Linked DNA regions of Mus musculus: region 1 is linked to region 2. The links are chromatin loops, found by intact Hi-C in ENCODE. Cell type or tissue: heart. All regions are shown on one strand. Links, peaks and the distances in the headings refer to the core of each region. The heading gives the core; the rest is flanking DNA.

The links. A loop is a pair of places that touch in the nucleus more often than their neighbours do. Peaks named below come from ENCODE experiments on the same cell type or tissue, not always from the same donor. Only the 100,000 strongest peaks of a DNase experiment are listed, where the experiment ranks them.
Region 1: it touches region 2 in a loop (10-fold over the local background); 7 of 42 quality-filtered maps call a loop at or near these places.

What each region holds. Positions count from the first base shown.
Region 1 is chr8:22,299,623-22,310,773 of GRCm38, reverse strand. It overlaps Tpte (transmembrane phosphatase with tensin homology), which reads right to left. Exons shown (of 28, transcript NM_199257.2): 4 at 7,916-7,972; 5 at 6,761-6,805; 6 at 4,880-4,936; 7 at 3,788-3,838. It also overlaps the pseudogene Gm46035. Among named protein-coding and RNA genes, the nearest start is that of Tpte, 22 kb to the right of the region's middle. In heart, for the core only: CTCF peaks have their summits at 6,335 and 6,536; no DNase peak of the experiment used is centred there; H3K4me3 peaks cover 551 bases.
Region 2 is chr8:22,186,786-22,197,750 of GRCm38, reverse strand. Vps36 (vacuolar protein sorting 36) reads right to left here and starts at 4,918. Exons shown (of 14, transcript NM_027338.2): 1 at 4,785-4,918. The coding sequence starts at 4,880. It overlaps Gm29878 (a long non-coding RNA gene), which reads right to left. Exons shown (of 2, transcript XR_378798.3): 2 at 10,599-10,666. In heart, for the core only: CTCF peaks have their summits at 4,738 and 4,944 (motif pointing left); DNase peaks (open chromatin) are centred at 4,620 and 4,750; H3K4me3 peaks cover 1,643 bases; H3K27ac peaks cover 1,729 bases.

The DNA of each region.
Region 1 (11,151 bases), core at 2,060-10,059, 110 kb before region 2:
CTAATTACCTTTTTTTGTAAAGGTTTTCTCATCTCTTGGTCCACTCAAGATATAGACCTCTCATTTTATTTTATGTTTCTGTGGATAAATGTCTTTGCTGTATGTGTGTTTTCTTTATTAGCTTATAACACATACACATTACCTTGTAGAGTCCAACCTAGATAAATGATACCAGGTCATTATGGGAGAGTTGAAAGTAAATTATAATAATGAAAAACTATAAATTCACAGACCCTTTTAAATTCATATTATGACCCTCTAATGGCATACAAACTTGTTGAAGTCAGTACCTCCCCCTCTCATATAGACCTGAAGAAGCATGCTAACCATCATCTAGCCTCCTTTCAACCAATTTGATCAAAGAGAGAGAACGCTATCCACAGACACACTTAGACACAGTGATAAACATACTCTGTATTGTCAAGAATACTGTGCAGAGTAGATTTTACAAAACTGAACCTTCCCCTCTTTTTCAGGACTCTAAACTTTGTGTACCATGTGTGTACATATTTATTCGTGGAAGCATGTGCCCTTAGGTGAGTGTTTACATGTAAGTATGTGTGCTGTCTGAAATTAATGTGTAACTTGACCTTCACAATTCATTCATGTGTGAGCTAAAGTATGCAAAAGTATAGTCAGATACCGGGTATAGATACAAATAGCTTCTGGAATCAGATAACTACATTAATTCTGTGAGTTCTGAGGCACGCACTGAATGAGTTTTAAATATCCATGCATATTGCCAATTCAAATTTGGTATTTTTATATTAGAAAAGAGGTTATTTCTATGTGGTGATAATGAGTCTTGTAGGGCTGTAAAAACAGCAACTCACCTATATTTAGGCAACTATTATCTTAATTCCAACATCTAGCAGGATTTTTTAAATGGGATTTATTAAAATCTAGCTGTAGTTTATAGACGTTTGTTCTTCCTACAGGTTTTAAGTCTTCCTTAGTTTCATTTATGGTGAAAATATGAGGTGAAGATGAAGTATCTATAGAATCTGAGGAAGGGGCTCCATTTGTGGTACAGTAGGCAGGGCTTAGGATGCCAGCCTTCTGTGATGGCAGTGCCCTACCAGGGGACATCTAAGGTCCATTACCATTACCTCTAATCATTTTTGTTGAATGTTTGTCCATAGCATGACCCCTGTCTTCTGCCAGTCCCTCCTTGATTTCTCTTCCCTTCATTCACCCCAGCAGAAAATTTCCTTAGGCCTTAGTTAGCTAGTGATTGCTCGAACTTTCAACCGAGTTAAGAGGTGACAGGAAGGACATGTGACCAAAGTGGCTCTTGTTTGTGGGTATGTGTGTCTGCTCTACCTTAATATTTGTATGTGTGCAAGCATTCTGGAGAAGTGTAAACATATAAGTACATTGATATAGGTCTTCGTTTACATTTTATATGGTGATTCCATCAAATATCACTGATAGTGATGTGCCTGCATGTGGGCTAAAGGAATACAAAAATACATGACCATACATGAATTATAAGTCTAAGCTTTCTTTTACATTAAAAGTTTTACATATAATTCTAAAATTACATTTATAGAGTAACACTTCTCCTACAACTCAATAACCTAATATTGAGATGTTCGTGTATATGTCATGAATTTGAGCTTGAGATTTATTTGAAGATCTCAAATCTGTAAAAATGGAGAAGAATCCGAGAGAAGTAATGGTTACTTTAATCTCAAAGTGTAATAGTCTTTCTCCATTGTACTTCTCTTGGATTTCACCTGCAGATTGTACAGAAACCACCTTCATGTCTCAATTTATGATTATCAAGAGCCTTTATTATAGCAGTACTTCTACCAATCATGCTGTGTTTCCTGCATGAATTATAGCTAAGTACCTGCTGTTCCAACAGAGATCTCTCTGCAAAATGATAGGGGAGGTCTGGAACACTGGGTCTCTCTTTTTCTCTCCTCTCTCTCTCTCTCTCTCTCTCTCTCTCTCTCTCTCTCTCTCTCTCTCTCTCTGTGTGTGTGTGTGTATGTGTGAGTCTGTCTCTCTGTTTCTCTGTCTCCTCTTTTTGTATCTCTGTCTGTGTCTGTCTGTGTTTGTCTCTCTGTGTCCTCTTTGTCTCTGTCTCTGTGTGTATGTGCCTGTCTGTCTGTCTATCTGTTTCTGTCTGTCTCTGCTTCCTCTTTTCTCCCAATCAGATTCTCTCTTGTCCTAGCTCACACTCGTCTGGTCTCTTAAAGGAACTCTGCCTGCTTCCTAAGGGTTTGGCCACTACTTAAGGTGACAGATTGTCTGCATCCTTTCTTCCTCGGTTTGGTTCAAAATACAACTGCAAGTCCTACAATGTGACTAGTTAGAAACAGCTTAAAAGTCATGATGATGTCAAAGATATTCTTGAAGTAGTTTTGTCAAATCTCAACTTCTTCCATGGTTTTTGTGGGGATTGTGTGCTTTCATATATATGTATATGTAGATATGCATATACATGAAACATACATTTATATAAAAGTATATTTATATGAAAAATATATATGCATACATATATATGAAAACATGTTGCTAGAAGCTTATAGATCTGTGTATGAACATCCATGTATTTACATGTGTATATATGTAAGCATACATATGGGTGGCATTTTTTTTACTCTTTCACAACTGAGATTTTATTGGTTCGAGGAGCAGAGTACACAGACATTGCAATTTTAACACACATAACCAAACTCTCAAGAGTCACATATTGCATTCATGGACCCAATGAAGAGCTACGCATTGTTTCTCTTTAACTTATTCTAGTGATGTTCCAGCCTCAAACTCAGCAAGTTTCCCAAAGACCTCTCCTAACAACCAAATGCCTGGAATCCTCAGCTCCACTGACTCACAGGTCTACGCCACACATAGAACAGACTCAGGACTTCCATCTTTCACAGCACATTACCACAACGGTTAGGAAAACGGACTGCCACGACCACAGACATCATCACAGTTCTGACAGGGCAAGGGCCAAGGACTGGCTTTCTTACCAAATGGTTCTACTAGAAACACGGGACCAGATAGAACTGAAACTATTCCAGACACGAAAGCAGGACTAAGAAACCAAACTGCCATTTAGTATGCTTTGTACTCTAGGATATACAATTAGACCCCTCTACGGAATGTTATGGTGACCCTGAGACAGTCACAGCCTCTCCTGATTCAGTATCCTGATATTTTCTGGTTGTACCAAAAAATAAACAACCAACAAATGATTTAACCACTTAAAAACAAACCATTTACACACACACATACAAAAAGGATGAGGTAGGATTCCCTCACCTTGTAAAAATGTTTTTAGAGTTATTAAACAAAAACTCGAATTTACAAAATAGTTGATAAAAATATTCCTTTCGGTTGTACAAGAAGGGAGGCAGGGACCACTGACAGATGTGATGGAGGCTCAGTGGGACCCGGCTTCTTTCTATTCTTTGGAGTTTGGACTCTGGTTTTCCGGTTCCATTTTCTGCAGGCAGATGTGTGGTTTGCTGGTCAGCCACTTCAGCCTGTCTGCCCTTTGCTCCCCTTTTCCCTTTTGTCTGCACTTTTTTTGTTTGATGATTTATCCTTTCCTGTGGCCTTTTTCGGCTTCGCCTCCACCTTGGCAGGGATGGGCTTAGCTAACAGCCTTGTGGAGCAGTGCTTGGGCTCCTCCTTCGATGCTCCATCCGCTAACCTTCCTCTTGGGCATCTAGGCATGGAGTGGGAGACACGTGCGATGCTGGATTTGTCACGGGGCTGCACCACCACACAAACTGCTCGGTGTATGTTTTTAATTCAGTTCACTCACCTGCTCGAAGCTCCCCCAGGGTCGTATACTGACGAATCATTTGTATATGCTCTAAATTATTGAAAAGTACATAGTCAGTAAAAAGTGCATATGACTCTGCCTTCTACCTTCTGACTTTCAACCCTGGTGTTCCTCTCTTCCCCGTGAGATAGGATGAAGTGGCTGTAGATGGAAGGCAGTGGCTCCATCTAATCTAACAGTGGGCACACCAGCCTCGCACCGCAGGAGAACTTAGAAATCTCTCTCTCTTCAGTCTACACTGTTAGTGTCTCATTTAATAAATAAGATCATGTCCAATGTATTGGTTATTTAGGGTGAGAAATCCTGACACCTCCCCATCCAGAGCATCTCACTGAGAGTGATTTATACAGACATAGCAACTATGCACTTGGTTTTTGTCATATGTATAACTGAGGGTAGACCTTTATAGACTTCAACTTCCCTGTTTTGTTTTTAAAGTTAGGTTTATTCTTTGACTATGTCATATATGTATAGAGTGCATTCTGGTCTCTCTCATCTCTTTTCCCATTTCCATCCCTCCAAGTGCTTCTCCCCAGATAAGCCCCTTACCACTTCTGTGTCTCTTTGCTTTTGTTCTGTGACACATTGAGTTTAATCAGGGCCACCCACGTGGGCATGGGTATGGGACTAGCCAACAGGGTACTAGGTTTCTCCCCTGTGGCCACACAAACTGTGGACAATGGCCATGACTCCTTTTCTAGCAGCTATCGACAGACAACATAGGCCCTCACAGCCCTTCTTCCCCTGCACCCACCACGAATGACCGTTCTCAAGCACAGACTCATGCAGACTCAAGGCAGGCAATGACAGCGGCTGTGATGTCACCATGTCATACCCTGACGATTAGGCTGCACAGCACACATGCCCTTCGTCACATTCTCTCTATCCACTCTCCTTCAGCGTTCCTTACGCTTTAGGGGATGAGAAACGTATGTCCTGTTCAACCTTCATTTAAGGTTGACTTTTGTCTTTTATTGGTCAGTGTTTGTGTAGTGTGCATGTCATTATATAAATTTATATATGCATATACATAGTCACATATTTATGCATGTATATATATATTTAACTCACTTTGTACTGATGGGGTCCGCATAACTTGCTGATTTTATTTCATCTGGATATGACAAACTAAGGGATTATAAAAGTACAGTATCATTCACAAAACATATTTCTTACGTACTTTTTTAGGTTAAAAAATAAACTACAGCTACTCTAAACATTAGCTGGTTGATCTTTAAACACCCGTATGCAGATTGTTATTTGAATGTGGTATGGCATTCTGATTAGGAACATGCCTTTGTATGTTAATGGTATCTGGCCAGGTATCAAGCCTCATAGTCTCGGCAATAAGGAGGCAGAGGCAGGGAGACTGCCAAGAGTTCAAGGCCAGCCTACGAGGCAAGCACAGGGTACATGACTACAGAGTAAGACGTCAAAAACTAAACAAAACTGACAGAAGATTATCTTATGCCCGTGAAAACAGCAGTATGTATAGACTTAACTATTAACTCAGTGCAAATGTGTATGGGCTTTTTGCCAGCAGAGGAATCTCTAATGACTGAGAAGCACTTAAAAAACTGTTCAGTGTCCTTAGTCATCAGGGAAATGCAAATCAAAATGACATATGTAGCAGATGTGCAATTTGGTCTCCATGTGGGTCTCCTAGCGATTGGAGCAGGGGCTGTCTCTGACTCTGTTGCCTGCCTTGGGGTGCCTTTCCCCTAGCTGGGCTGCCTTGTCTGGCCTCAGTGGGAGAGGATGTGCTAAGTCCTGATGCTACTTGCCAGAGCAGAGTGGTACCCAGGGGAGGGAGGGGGCTCCCCTTGTCTAAGGGAGGAGTGGGAGGAAAGGGGTGAGATGGTGGGACTGGGAGAAGAGGAGGGAAAGGGAGCTGTGATGGGGATGTAAAATGAATGAATGAATGAATGAATGAATGAATGAAAAAGTGCCTTTTGCAGTGATATTATTTCAAATTTACTTCAGTATACATTACCTTGACCTTGCCCAAATTCTGATTCTGAATTCTCATCACATGCTCACTTTCACAGACTACTTGTGTCTTTTCTACCCATCAGAAAGGGTTTAACAGCTCACTCTAAAATGATGGTACATTTTGCTGGGGGCATCATCCCAGCCCAGTTTTTTTGTGGATTAGGGACAATTTTAGTACCTATCTTTTCAGTCAGAGCTCCACAGCCCCACCTTTGATTGTTACTGCTGCCCTTATCCCAAGTAGATTTCTCCTCATTTTGAATGCTGTCACCAAAACTAAATTGTGATATCCTAATTCCTGTCATTATCTGGAGACAGTCATTTCAAGCATAAACACTTATGAGATGAGACTGCACTAATAAACTGTCTTAATGAATGGTATCTGTATAGAGATGGACACTTTAAAATAAGTCACCCATGGGAAGAATGCTAACTCCAAATTGAGACAGAGGCATGGAGGGTGAATTCACATTCCAAGGAATGCAAATCCTGGGAAAAAAAGAGGCCCTCAAAAAGATCGAGCCTTGCCGTCCCAGTACTCGGGAGGCAGAGGCAGGCAGATTTCTAAGTTCGAGGCCAGCCTGGCCTACAAAGTGAGTTCCAGGACAGCCAGGGCTACACAGAGAAACCCTGTCTCGAAAAACCAAAAAAAAAAAAAAAAAAAAAAAAAAAGATGGAGCCTGCTTGCAGGTACCTTGTAACAGACAGACTGCTACCCCCGAGGGGCGCTCGATGCATTGCTATTGTTTAACCTACCTAGTTTGCAGTGCTTTATTACCGAAGCTACCACTACTTATTACAACTTCTAGTCTGTTCTCACACACAGGCGGTTTCTCACTATTCAACTAGATCCAAAACAAGAAGGAATATGATATACTGAAGCTGGCAGTACCGTACTTTAGAAATACTATTCTATGCTTAATATCTGTTTTTTTTAATAGACACATATACGTAACTGACCTGCTCCCGTTAGTGATTAGTGTTATCTGTTCATTTGTGTCGTAGCTAGAGAATTAAAATTGCACATAATCAAATACCATTTAAACCACAGAATTACCTCTTAGTTCATTTTCCTACGACTTATAAATTGGTTGAACAAAAAAAAAAAAAAAAAAAAAAAAAAAAAAAAAAAAAAAGAAAAGAAAGAGAGAGAGAGAGAAAGAAAGAAAGGAAGGAATTCGACATAACAGGGGAGAGAAGGAGTGGGGTGGGTTAGTTAGCACTAAGGCTGTGTGAAAATTCTTATGGAAACCCATTGCTATATCAGCTAATTTTTTTTAAAAAATGGAGGTACCCTGCATTAGTGGACAATGCTGCTTCCAGAGCACATGGGTTATGTCACGAAAATCTCAACGCTGGGTAAGAATGAAATGTTTCAGAAGGTCCCAGGGACACCCAAAGCAACGCAGGAATTTGATCTGTATAGTAAAACTCTATTGCTGAAGACACTGCACACTCTAGGTATAGAACAGGGGAAAATCAGTCTGGAACTGACCGGAAACTTCCTCCCTGCGATCATTTTTATAGTGAAAGGAGGTGTACCCAGGTCGCACGTGGGAGAAAACATGCCAGTGGTCTTAATAATTAGTGCTAGGCACTGCACACCACAATACTGACCCGCAGGCAGGATGGGCGATCAGGGCATGGGTGCTATGGGGGTAACCAATTGCTTTCTGCCTAGATCTGAGGCCAGCTCAGTAGAAGAGAATTCGTGAGGCAGATCTGGTCAAAAGCCCTCGACTATGGAGGTGCTTCCGTATGCCAGTGGGCGTGGCTTCTCCCACACTGGCTGGCTCAAGCTGAAGCAAAGCCCTGGAATGCTTTTCTTTGCCCACAGATCCTACCTCTGCTGCTGAATGAGACTCCCCTCTCCCTGGATCTTTGTGAACAGCACGCCTAGGCATTTTAACAGTTTAACTAAGGCTTTGGGCTGCTTAGACCCTAGAGTTCTCCGCAGACTGTGATCAAGTGTCTTTTGCTCAGGGCCATCACTGTGTACTTAGTCCTCAGTCAGAAACACTGCACACAGATGCTCAGTGGTTGCCCTGCGTGCTATGCATTGCAATGACTACTTTAGAAAGTTTTTCCATTCAGAGGTGGAAAAGGTCAACTTACCCAGTGCTGCCATTTAGTTTAATGGTCCTTGAAGCACTCACTGACACCTTTTTATTTCTGTGAACAAGCCAAAAATGATGTACATAAAGAACAAAGTCAGACAGTATCACAGGATTAATGATTTTCCCTATAGGGTTCAAAAATAAGTTCTATACAATAAATCGTGAGGCTCATAACAGAAGCTTAAGCTATGGCTTCAGGTTACCAGAATGGAAACGTGAGCCATTCTCAGAAATGTGTGTGTGTGTGTGTGTGTGTGTGTGTGTGAGAGAGAGAGAGAGAGAGAGAGAGAGAGAGAGAGAGAGAGAGAGGGAGAACATTCATAGTGACTTGTTACTGGCACTTTGACCAACTGGTCATTCATTACCCACAGCTTACTGCAGTAAGAGGCTTCTCTGGCTGAGACACACACTTTTACTGGAAATAGAAGAGCATAGCAATACAGGATCAGCAATAACACATATATTCTTATTAAATTAATGCAATGTCTATGGAACCTTGTATATTGTTGGCTCCTATCAAAATGATAAATAGAATGGCATGCCACATGCTCTGCCCCAAGCCACAGAAACAAACAATGGGATTGCTTGTTGTTGTGCAGCTCATGATAATAAAGTGTTATGATTGCCACGAATTGGAACTAAAACTCCATGCTGTTTCCCTTGACCCACAGCTTGTGAGAGCTGATTTTCTCCGTCCATCCTGTGGATCACTAGAAACAAAGTCAAATCATCAGGCTGGGGGCAAAGCACCATTGAGCACTGATCCACCTTACTGGCCCTATGTGCTGTTCCTTTTAGTTCTTTAAATTCTTACTTTCACGAACTAGTTACTTTTTACCTATTCTACATTATTTTCCCATTGTTTTTTCTACTGATATTTGATGTAATGGTATTAGCTACCTTTGCTTGTAACTGTGTTTTTGTATCTAGTTTGTTCATACATTATGATTGTTTTTGTTCCTTGTTTTCTCCTCTCTGGGAGGTGTTGGGACCAGATCCCAGTGCCCTGAGTATTTGAGTATGTGTTTTGTTACTAAGATATCCTCCCATCCCTGTTTTTGAGAAACCATACCTCAATCCAGCTATGATATAGTACTGACTGAATTTAGAAAATATTTCAAACCTTAAATAATAAGGTAGATAAAAGCATCCACTCCTATCTCTGCCTCAAATAGGCACAAAGAGAGAAGACCCAAAGAGCCAGGTTCCGTTTTACATCCATGGCAGCAGAAGAGAATACACAACTTCTCCTTATACTACATCAATACGTGCCCTAGGCATTGGTAACTCCCATAACTTTTCAGACTACATATTGCTGAAAGTCTAGGGAAATAAACACAGCATGCATACCCTATGTGCACAGCTGTCTACCAACACCTGCCTCAACTCCAGAGAGACCCCACTCTTCTTGTAACCTACAGAGAAAATGGGCCACATAGGCTCCAGCACAGCTACACTGTGTCAGAGCCACTAATCATTGCCAAGGAAGCTTTAAAGAAATGATACTAAGTTCGTTTGGAATTAACACTCAACACTACAAATTGATTTCCCTGGGCATCCCAAGGTAAGATTGCTTTATAAGAAAGATCTTAAGAAACACAAGACATTTCAAAACCCAGGCAACGTGGCTTTTCCAAAAACTAAACGTACTCTAGAAACAAGCTCCAAAGTTATAAAATTAGATTAAATGCCAGATAAATAATTTAAAAGAATGACTGTTTAGATTATCAATAATTTAAAAACACATAAATAAGCAGCTGATTAAATTAGGGAAGAGAACAAAAGATATGAAAAAGCAATTCAGTAAGGAGATGGATTCTGGGCAGGGGAAACAACTGGGATCGCAAAGCTCAGGAGGTGAAAGTTTAAAATAACTCAACATATAATCTCACAAAGTAAAAGAAAAGCAGGACTTGTAGACAGTATTAATATTGGCAAATTAGAACATTCAAACGGTAAAAATAAAAACAGTATTTTAAAAGGAGTTAACAGAAAATGCAAGATCTCTGGGATGCCATTAAAAGTCCAAATGAATATTGGGCATAGGTACAGATCAGAATGGAAGTTCTGGCTAATGGCACAGAAAACATATTCACTGAAGTAACAGAGAATTTCTCAAACATTAGGAAAATACAGACAGCTAAGTACATGAGACTTTTAGAACCAAAAGTAGACTTGACCAAAAAATAACCTGTCCACAACATAATATAGTTTAACTAATAAAAGCACAGACAATATAAAACACCAAATGTTGCTAAGAAGCTCAAAGTCCCTTACAAAGAAAACATGTCATTATAGCATCAGAATTCTTAGAAGAAACATTAAAAGTCAGAAAAGTATAAATTTGTGCATCTGAAATCCTTTGAAAAGATGGCAACTGTCAACCTAGATTCCTGCATCAAACAAATCATAAAGACAGAAACTACAGAAACTCATGACCACTAGGCCAGCTTTACAGAAGACATTTAAAGGAATCCCACCTACAGAAGAGAAAACAAAAACTAATAGAATCCTAAGACAAGGCAAACAGGAAATTTCACTAAAGGAGTAGACAACCAAATGGGAATTAAGAAATAATCACACACTGTAAGGCGTCAGACTTCTAAGAAAACTAATGGAAGAAATGGACATCTGTTATTTAAGGCAACAAAGAACTGACTGAAATTTCAGATAATTTTCAATAATCATATTGAATGAAATGACTTTGGATTTCTAATTCAAAAATATAGGTTTATTAGACTTTGTAAAACACTCAAAGTTTATTGTCTGCCACAAATTTATCTCAGTGCTAAGTGTGTCCTTTTATAGTGGAGTAATTAATGTTCCAATATCCTTGAAACCCTGGTTCGGTTCTCAAAACAGAGAACGAAAAAAATATAATCTCACCAACAGAACATATATATTGAAAGTAAGAGTAGAAATGAGGGCAGGAAATGGTCTTTAGCAAATAGAAACCAAAGAAAGAAGGAGAATCATTACACAAATCAGACAAAATAGATATCAGGCAAAAGTGGATCATAAGACACAGATTACTCTTTCCAGACCCCACTTCTCTACCAACCCAACTTCATATTCACTTTTTTCTTTTAAAAACAAAAACAAACAATAAAACAAAGTAACCAAACAAAATAAACAAAAAACAAAAAGCATATACATAAAAAACCAAAATTTTAGAAAGAAAAACTTGAGTACTCAAAAAGAATAAAAACTATCTCGTTAGTGTTTGTATATTAC
Region 2 (10,965 bases), core at 1-8,000:
GGAGTGGCACTATTAGGAGGTGTGGCCTTGTGGACATGGGCTCTCCTGCCTGAAAGCCAGTTGTCTCATAGCAAGCAACCTTCAGATGAAGATGTAGAACTCTCAGCTCCTCCTGCACCAAACCATGCCTGCCTGGATGCTGCCATGCTCCCGCCTTGATGATGCTGAACTTCTGAACCTGTAAGCCAGCCCCAATTAAATGTTGTCCTTATAAGAGTTGCCTTCGTCATGGTGTCTGTTCACAGCAGTAAAACCCTAATTAAGACAGATCCCCATTGGTGGACTACAGGTATTAAAGAAAATGAATACGGAGACTGGGTACTTACAGTATTCAACAAAGCAAACAACTGTGCATTTAAGTGTATCTGATAGGATGTCATTGACTATAACAATCATCTGGATTTTTTTTTTTTTTGAGACAGGATCTCACTATTTAGCCCCAGCTGTCTTGGAACTTGAAACCAGGCTGGCCTCAAACTCACAGAGATCTGCCTTCCAAGTGCAGGGATCAAAGCCCTCATGCCTGGCTAGTCATCCAGATTTCAAAATAGTAAAAATGTGAGGTACACAGAGAACCAATAGATGTGGCATAGTCTCTAGACTATTTCTATTTTTTTAAATAAAAAAAGAAAGTTTAAAAGTATACGCTGTATTTCAATTCATATATATATACATGCATACATATAACATATATGCATATATATTGGTTTGTGTGTGTGTGTGTGTGTGTGTGTGCTTATTGCTCCCAATAAGATGGTATTTTGAGTTGGAGCCAGTGGGAAGTGTTTATGTTTGGACATGGTCATGGGATAGGAACCCAGTCATGGAGCAGAGTCATTGTGTGAACAACAGACGCAAGCTCTCTCTGCAGGCTTTTAGATTTTAAAGACTTTCGTCAGGATTCAGTTCATTTCACATAGTGACAGAATTCTTCTGAGCAGCATTACGTGGTTGAGAATGCTTGCTTTAACGCTTGCTATGACCCAGACAGAATCAAAGACTGAATGGAGGGGTGGGGTCATGAACCTGGGGATCATCTTCTAGCTGAACTTGCTCCTGGCAGAGGGCCAGTCAGTTTTCTTCAGGGATCAGGCCCCTGAGAGGCTACTCATGCTCCAGTAGATGGGATGGCCTACAGCCCCAGTGGATGGATGGCCCTACAGCCCCAGTGGATGGATGGCCCTACAGCCCCAGTGGATGGTCCTACAGCCCCAGTGGATGACCCTACAGCCCCAGTGGATGGATGGCACTACAGCTCCAGTGGATGGCCCTACAGCTCAAGTGGATGGCCCTACAGCCCCAGTGGATGGCCCTACAGCCCCAGTGGATGGCCTTACAGCCCCAGTGGATGGCCCTACAGCCCCAGTGGATGGCCCTACAGCCCCAGTAGATGGTCCTACAGTCCCAGTAGATGGCCTTACAACCATACACATACTGGCAGCACTTAGTTGGACTCAATGGGTTTTAAAAAACAAACAAACAGAGGACATAAAATGAGAAGTGATCGTGGGGTAAGGAATGGATGGAGAGGAAATTTGATCAATACATTATAAGCATGCAAGAAATTCTCAAACAGGAAAACATGTATTAAATAAGTAACCACTAGGAGCCTTATTAAGCATCATTCTATAAAGCCTTGAACATTTGTTTACTACATATATTTGCTTGTTTGTTTATTTACGTATCTATGTGGATATGCCAGTGCCTTAGCATACATCCAAAGGTTGGGACAACTTTTAGGAGTGGAGGTGGTTCCCCCAGCATCTGAGACCTGGAGATCAAACTTAGGTTGCTGTTGGCAGGTGCCTTCCCTGACTGAGCCACTTTGCCAGCCTTGTATCACCCCTGCCCCACCATGGTTTTTTGAGACAGGCTTTCTCTGTGTGGCCCTGGCTGTTCAAGAACTTTACTCTGTAGACCAGGCTGGCCTCAAACTCACAGAGATCCACCTGCCTCTGTCTTGGATCTTTCTTAAACAGAAAGAAGTTAAACTATGTATTGGGTTAACAACACAGTAAAATATCCATTGTATTTTATCAAATCTATGTACTATGCCAAAAGTCTTCTGGGTAGTGGTGCTAATGATTATTTCAAATTTCTTTCTTACTTTTTTTTTAAACTTGTACTTAACCAATACTTGTTTGAAAAAAAAAAAGAACTTGTCACTGACATATGTAACTTCATGCAACGCTGGCATAAATGCACTTTTTATGTTAAACCAAGCATACACAGGAACATGCCGTTTAAAAACCACATGTAACAAATAACTGACACTTTGACACACATTTTTAAACATTCTTTTTTCTAAGAATAAGATCTACCATTAGTTTAAATGCACTCCATGAAGGATATTTTCCTACTTAGGTTTCTGTTGCCATCATTAAACACCATGACCAAGAGAAACTTGGGGAGGAAAGGGTTTTCTTTCTGTGTATAGTTTATATACTCCATCCTGAAAGGAAGTTGGGGTAGGAACTTATTAACAGAAACCTACAGGCAGGAACTAAGACAGTGACCATGGCCGGCCATGGCAGAGGCAGAGGCAGGAGGATTTTCTGAGTTCGTGGCCAGTCTGGTCTACAAGGTGAGTTCCAGGACAGCCAGGGCTATACAGAGAAACCCTGTCTCGAAAAACAAAACAAAACAAAACAAAACAAAACAAAACAAAACAAAACAAAAGACAGTGAGTGACCATGGAGTTTGGTGGACTAGCTTGCCCCCTGTGGGTACTGAGCTTGCAGTTTAATACCAGCCCAGGACCACTGGTCAAGAGCAGCACTGCCCACAGTGGGCTGGGCCTCTCACAGTGGGCTGGGCCTTGCACATCAATCATTTCTAATCCAGAAAATGCTCCACCGACTTGACCACAGAAGTGGTCCTATCATCTGATAGGGACCTTTTCTCATTCAAAGCTCCCTTTTGCCAGATGACCCTGGCTTGTGTAGAGTTGACAAAACAAAACAAAAAACAAATCAAAACAAACAAAACAGCACAATATTCTACCAAAACACTTAGACAAATCAGAGAAAAGACTTTACAAGTCCAGTTTCTTCCAACAGCACTGGGAACTCACAGGTGCATCGCTGTGAGTTCGAGGCCAGCGTGGTCTGCATAGTGAGTTCCAGGACAGCCAGGGCTACATATAAGGACCCTGTCTCAAAATGGGGAGGAGGGCGGCTGGAGAGATGGCTCAGCAGTCACAAGCATTTGCTTCCTGGTCGAGGACCCAGCAGAGCACATGGCAACTCACAACAATCTTTAACTCCAACTCCAGGGGGGTCTGATACCTCTGGCCTAGGCTGACAGCTGCTCTTACAGACCCACATGTTAGGCACATAATTAAAAACGAGGAAAATGTTTAAAAATAAAAAGACGTCATGCTCAAGTACTTCTAGCATGTAATTTGGCCTAACTTTAAGTGTCTCAGCCAATCTGACTTACACAAAACCAAACAACCGAATTTAAGAATCTCTTTTTTGTTAATTAGTAAAAATTCACATTTCCAAAACAAATGTTAACTTGAAAGTGCACGATGGCCGCTCAGTGGTGGGGCACTCTTTTAATCCCAGCACTTGGGAGGCAGAGGCAGGCGGATTTCTGAGTTCGAGGCCAGCCCGTTCCACAGAGTGAGTTCCAGGACAGTCGGGCCTATACAGAGAAACCCTATAGAAAGAAAGAGAGAGAGAGAGAGAGAGAGAGAGAGAGAGAGAGAGAGAAGAAAGAAAGAAAGAAAGAAAGACAGAAAGAAAGAGGAGAAAGTGCACGATGTGCCCGTAGATCACACAGTTCTAAGAACCATTGCATTTTTCCTCTAGAAATCAAAGCTTAGGCTATACATTTAAAGCTCAAGCCAGAGTCTGTACCACTGCTGTGTCAAGGAGCAAGGGGGAATGTGAAAGGCTGTTGCTGTAGTGAAGAGATTGCTCAATCGTTCCCTTTTGGGGTCTCCCGTGGATTATTATCTCAACCTGACAGACCAGTTAGGCTGGTTTTTACTTGCTACTCAAACCCAGAACAGTCTAAGTTTACTTAAAAAGTAAATCAAACTTTACTGAAGCAGTCTCGGATAAGAGCTTGCCTCGAAAACAATAGGAAAATACCCTAAGTCAGAGCGGACCTGGGTTAGCTGTAAGCACTGACTAGGTGTATCAAACTCCAGAGCGAGGGAGGTTTCATTTCCACCACAGCGAGGAAGACAGAATGCCTCAAGTGAAAACTGGAGACTAAAAGTGCTTTTGGGGACGCGAGCTCTTTTGCCACTCCTGATTTCAGGTCGTACATTTAATTCAGGACAAGATGGCATGTGGTTTCCAGGCACAGAATACATGAATTCGTTGTTTTTCTCTTATCCTTCGCGAGCCCGGCTCTTAAGATTTAAGCTTGCATTCCAAGGCAAGGGCTCACTGCATGACTTCCTAGAACAGAACACGAAGCCTCAAGCCCACTTCCTAAAGTAATTACAAAGCAAGCAGAAAACCCCATGGGGCTGGACCCTGCTGCCTCCTTCGGAAATCCTTCCGGGCGAGGGACCCCGGCTCAGCCCAGAACAAATCATCACCGGTCCAGCAGGAGGGTGGGGACGGCGTTCCGGTGGCGCGCTCGCTCGCCACAAGGCGGAACTGTACCGTCCCGGGCTGCGACCCGCCGAGACCTCCGCTCGCCCGCGCCCCGGCTCCGCTGTCCACCGTGCGGCTGGAGCGGCGGGCCGAGGCCGGTAGCCCCAGGGCCGAGGGTGAGGCCCTGCCCAGCACGAGGGCCGCGGGTCGGCGCGGCCTCCTCCCTACCTTCTCCTCGCCGTCGTAGACGCGCACCCCGCGCTGCTGGATAACCAGGGTCTCGTTGATCTCCAGGAGGCCGCTGGTCCACACGAAGCGGTCCATGGCCGCCACCCGGCCGGCTTCTGCCGCTCGCCGGTGCTCCCGGGCTGCGAGCGGCGCTCCCTGGTGGCCGGCGGGGGTGGGGCGCCCCGACACGGACAGGCGGCGCCCCCTGGCGGCTGCCACTCGCGTGCACATTTGCTCCCCTGTCACTGCCAAACTTGTTGACATGCTTGTTAAAAGCTGTAAATAAGGACTTTTTTTTTATTTCTTCCCAAATAAGTGTTGACAGCAGAGGTTGTGTTTAATATATCTGTAACCAGCATATTATGTAATACACTCTTCTCCGGTTTTTGTTTTAGTCTAATTTTTATTACATTCTGTTTATTTTATGAGGGTTTGTGTGCGTCGGGAACATGCAAGGGCTAGCCTGTGGGAGTCAGAGGATGTTTAATGAGAGCTGCTCCTTTGACCGTGTGGATCTTGGGAGATCAAACTTAGGTTATGAGGCTTAGCAGCAGGCTCCCTTACCAGCTGAACCACCTCACCCACCTACCCACCCACCTTTAAAAAATGACCAATAGCTCCAGATAGATGGAGGTGACATGGAAATAAAGCACCAAACATGCATTTAATGCGACAGATATACATGAAGGCAATATACCCATACACATAAAAAATAATTTTCTTTTTTGTATTAATCATTTTATTCATTTACATTGGAAATTATATTCCCCCGTCCCAGTTACACGTCCACAACCCCTCATCCCATCTCCCCTTCTCCTCCGTCCCCTTTGCCTCTATGAGGGTGCTCCTCCACCCACTCACCTACTCCTGCCTACACTGGAGCATCAAACCTCCGCAGGACCAGGGGCCTCCCCTCCTATTGATGTCAGATAAGGCCATCATCTGCTACATATGGTTTACAATGGTTGGCTGAGAGCATCCCCCTCTGTATTTGTCAGGCTCTGGCAGAGCCTCTCAGGAGACAGTTATATCAGGCTTCTGTCAGCAAGCACTTCTTGGCATCCACAATAGTGTCTGGGTTTGGTAACTGTATATGGGATGGATTCCCAGGTGGGGCAGTCTCTGGATGGTCTTTCCTTCACTCTCTGCTTCACACTTTGTCTCTGTAACTCCTTCCATGGATATTTTGTTCCCCCTTCTAAGAAGGATTGAAGTATCCACACTTTGGTCTTCCTTCTTCTTGAGCTTCATGTGGTCTGTGAATTGTATCTTGGGTATTCTGAGCTTTTGGGCTAATATCCAGTTATCAGTGACTGCATACCACGTGTGTTCTTTTGTGGGTTACCTCATTCAGGATGATATTTTCTAGTTCTGTTTGCCTAAGAATTTCATGAAGTCATTATTTTTAATAGCTGAATAGTACTTCATTGTGTAAATATACCACATTTTCTGTATCCATTCCTCTGTTGAAGGACATCTGGGTTCTTTCCAGCTTCTGGCTGTTATAAATAAGGCAGCTGTGAACATAAAGGAACATGTGTCCTTGTTATATGTTGGAACATCTTTTGGGTATATGCCCAGGAGTGGTATAGCTGGGTCTTCAGGTAGAACTATTTCCAATTTTCTCAGGAACCACCAGATTGATTTCCAAAGTGGTTTTATCAGCTTGCAATCCTAACAGCAATGGATGAGTTTCTCTTTCTCTACATCCTTGCCAGCATCTGCTGTCACCTGAGTTTTCTTTTTTTTTTTTTTTTTTTTTTTTTTTTTTTTTTTTAGACAGGGTTTCTCTGTGTAGCTCTGGCTGTCCTGGAACTCACTTTGTAGACCAGGCTGGCCTCAAACTCAGAAATCTGCCTGTCTCTGCCTCCCGAGTGCTGGGATTAAAGGCGTGAGCCACCACGCCCGGTTTGAGTTTTCAATCTTAGCCATTCTGATTTGTGTGAGGTGGAATCTCTCAAATTCATCTGGAATAACAAAAAAACTCAGGATATCAAAAACAATTCTTAACAATAAAAGAACTTCTGTGGGGATCACCATCCCTGACCTCAAGCTGCATTACAGAGTAATAGTGATAAAAACTTCATGGTATTGGTAGAGTGACAGGCGGGTAGATCAATGGAATAGAAAATGGAATAGAATTGAAGACTCAGAAATAAACCCACACACCTATGGTCACTTGATCTTTGACATAGAAGCCAAAACCATCCAATGGAAAAAAAGACAGCATTTTCCACAAATAGTGCTGGTTCAGGTGGCAGTCAACATGTAGAAGGATGCAAACTGATCCATTCTCATCTCCCTGTACAAAGCTCAAGTCCATGTAGATCAAGGACCTCCACATAAAACCAGATACACTGAATCTAATAGAAGAGAAAGTGGGGAGAACCTTAAATACACCTACACAGGGGAAAATTTCTTGGACACCAATGGCTTAGACTCTAAAAATTGACAAATGGGATCTTATAAACTTGAAAAGGCAAAGGACAATAACAATAGGACAAAATGGTAACCCACAGATTGGAAAAAGATCTTTACCAACCCTACATCTGATAGAAGGCTAATAACCAAACTACACAAAGAACTCAAGAAGTTAGACTCCAGAGAACTAAATAACCCTATTTAAAAATAGGCTACAAAGCTAAACAAAGAATTCTCAACTGAGGAATCTCTAATGTCTGAGACGCACCTAAAGAAATGTTCAACATCCTTAGTCATCAGGGAAATGCAAATCAAAAATAATTTTTTAAAAACAAATCTTTGCCTGTCAAAGCGTTTTCCTTGTTTTTCTTCTGTTCTGTAGTTTCCTTTATTATATCAGGTATACATTTCATCTCGAGGTTGTCAGGGTTTCATTTTGTACAAAGTAACTTGAGGTAAAGACCAAGTTAGCATTTTGCGTGTCAAAATTCAGTTACCACAGCTGTTTATCAAAAAGTTGTTTATGGAAACTGTAAACATCAGTTGGCGAGATAAGGCAGGGTCATCTTTCTGAAGTCTGTTATTTTTCGTTGCTTGTCTTTATGTCACATTGTCTCAGTTATCGTGGTTTTAAAAGCCTTGAAAACAGATCCAGGTTCCTGCTCCAACTTGGTACTCTCTCACAGTTGTCTACTTGCTACTCTCTCACAGTTGTCTACTTGGTACTCTCTCGTGGTTGTCTACTTGGTACTCTCTCACGGTTGTCTACTTGGTACTCTCTCACGGTTGTCTACTTGGTACTCTCTCATGGTTGTCTACTTGGTACTCTCTCACGGTTGTCTACTTGGTACTCTCTCACAGTTGTCTACTTGGTACTCTCTCACGGTTGTCTACTTGGTACTCTCTCACGGTTGTCTACTTGGTACTCTCTCATGGTTGTCCTGCCTACTCTAGATCCTTTGCATTTCTTGTTCATCTTTACAGTAACTATATAGGGCCTTCTGATCTAAGTGTACACTGTTCACTTAGTTCCTGTAATTTATCTCTGTTATACACTTCCACTGAGTGTTTTTGCCAGAGTCTCCTACTTTCTGAATTCTGTGAGAGTCTTCTCAATACCAACCTTATCGGGTCTCTGTAGGGTTACCCCTGTGGGTCACTTTCTTTCCCAGACCGTCATAATTGTGTCCTTGCGACTGACCTACCCTGTTCTCTCACAAGCATGTTCCCTGTTTAATGTACCCACAGGAGAAGCTGATCCAACAATTGCATGTGTGTAGTTTATAGACAGCTGTGTTGACAATGACCTCTTTTGAAAGACATATTCTTTGACCTTTTAGAGAAAAATCTGTCTTACATCCCAACACTTTGGGATGATTGCAACAGATGTGATATGTGTGTTTAAAAAGAAGCCGTTTATGTGTAGGGTTGGGACCTCATGGGCTTTCCATGATATACTTTGGCATGTCCGAAATCGAGCCAAGACAGGCAGAGGGGAGAGTTTGGAGGGAGATTTTGTGATGTGTTAAAATCTCAAAAAGAAATGTAAGGGGGGGGGGGGAAGCTGTCCTTGGAGTGGGTACATCTGGAAATTGTGGAGAAATTGACTTTTTAATTTTAAATAGTAATCTCAAAAGGTTTTCTTACTATATCAGTGTATTGAGATCTCCACGGTTTATTGTTTTGTTCTAGGTTTGTCACTTAAAAAAACTATTAAGGTGGATTTCACAGACATAAAACTAACTGGGTTTTTAGCATCAAAACTTAAGTCCTCACATTTGCAAGGCAGACTATCTCCCCAGCTATGCCCCCTTCCCCAGATTAACTGTCTGGATGGATTGGTCAAGATTCTCTAAAGAAGATAACGGGTAGAATGATTTATTACAACCCCTTATAGGCTATGCTCCACATAGTCCAACGATAACTGTCTCCCAGTGGGCAGTCCAAGGAACCTGGCCATTGTCCAGTCCGAGAGACTGTATCTCAGCGGTCTCTAACTACTGCTTGGGTCCTGGAGGATTCTTAGACGGCTGCTGGTCCTGTCTACGCTGCAATTCTCAAGAGGTAAGTTCAAATACCAGGGAAGGAATGCCTTCAGCAGCAGGATAGATGAACTTGCCGATGAGAGTGAGGACAGCCAGGCGGAAAGCAAAAAGCTTCCTTCGGGTCCTTTTATGTGAACTGGCACCAGATGTGCCAGGCTTCTCTCCTCAGAGGACGTAAACAAGCAAACCCCCCACAGCATCCCCAGCGGCTGATTCCAGATGTAGCCAAGCTGACAACCAAGACTAGCCATGACACCGATGGCAACTTAGCAGTTAGCTGTGTTGTCGTGGATCAGTGCTGCCTTTAAAAAGGAGAGCCGTTTGCCTGTGGCTTCTCCGGAGGTTGGTAAAGGTACACTAAAATAGGATATTTCAAGAGAAGAAAGAAAGGAAGGAAGGAAGGAAGGAAGGAAGGAAGGAAGGAAGGAAGGAAGGAAGGAAGGTAACCCTATGGCAGAGTTGGGACTGTAGTTCAGAGGTAGAGCACCTGTTCTTAAGTCTCTGCATTCCAACACTGGAACTGAAGGAAAAAAAAAAAAACATTAGCAAAGTATCTGAGGAAAAGAAAGGAAAAGAGCAGGAGAAAAGCTGATCACTGCTGAGAGCCAGCTGGGGAGACCCTCTGGCCTGAGTAATAGGTAGTAGACATTGTAAAATGAATTATGCATTCTAGCTAGCCCATATTAAAGACACGAAGTCCTGGTATTTTATTTCCAAGCTGTAAGCCTAGACTGGGCAGGTTTTGGAGCTGTTCTACCTCACATCCCCAGCCACTTGTCCCTTGTCACTTGCTGTTTCCCATGGCCATGCACTCGTGGGCCATTCCCCTCAAGGCAGCTTATTCCTCCCTTTGTCTCCTTTCTCCTTCTCTTGGTCTCTCCTGAGACCCCCCCTCACTGGGTCCCCACAACCTCCTGCCTTTCTCTCTCTACAACTCAATCACAGGCTCTAGTCTTTTATTAACTTTAAATTGGGGAGCAAGATTTACATAGCTTCTCTGGGTGTACAGTTAGGGGGCAACCAGACCCAGACCATCCTCCAGTTGTTCTCCCTCACTTAAACAAACAAACAAACAAACAAACAAACAAACAAAACAAGGCGTCTAACATGATGTCAGGTGTCCTAAGGTCTGAGGTGGGGGTTGGGATAGGGGCAAGGGGTGGCTATTTAATGGGTTACAGATAGCTCAAGATAGGTTGTATCTGGGCCCTGGTCCTGCAACATCCCAAGCTCTCCACAACCTTTGAGGTTCCAATCAGTTAATCAGTTTGAAGATGTAGCTTTTTTCCTAGAAATATGTTTCACACATGTCATTTTTCTGAGGGAGTACAGCAATGAACCACCACTGTTAGCATGTCTGGGTTTTATGTTGGTGACATGTTTAAATGATGGGCGTCAAAGGTTAAGGCAGCATGCCTAAAAAGACAAACATAGACAAATTGTTCAACAGGAGTTGGTTTTGTTAGCATTCTGTCTAAGCTCCGCCCCACAGTTACCTGGCAATAGCCAGGCTTGCCTGACTCACTATGAGAGGGGCTGCTTGCTACCTCTGCCCTCTTCCCTCCTTTGCTCTCTCTTGTCTTCTTGCTCCTGCTCTGTCCTCTCACCCCTACTCCCCCTTGTCTACATGTGCTCTCAGCCAGCCTCTATTCCTCAACTCTCTCTGCCTTTCTCTGTCTCTAATACCCTTTTAACTCCCTTCCCCATTCCCTGAG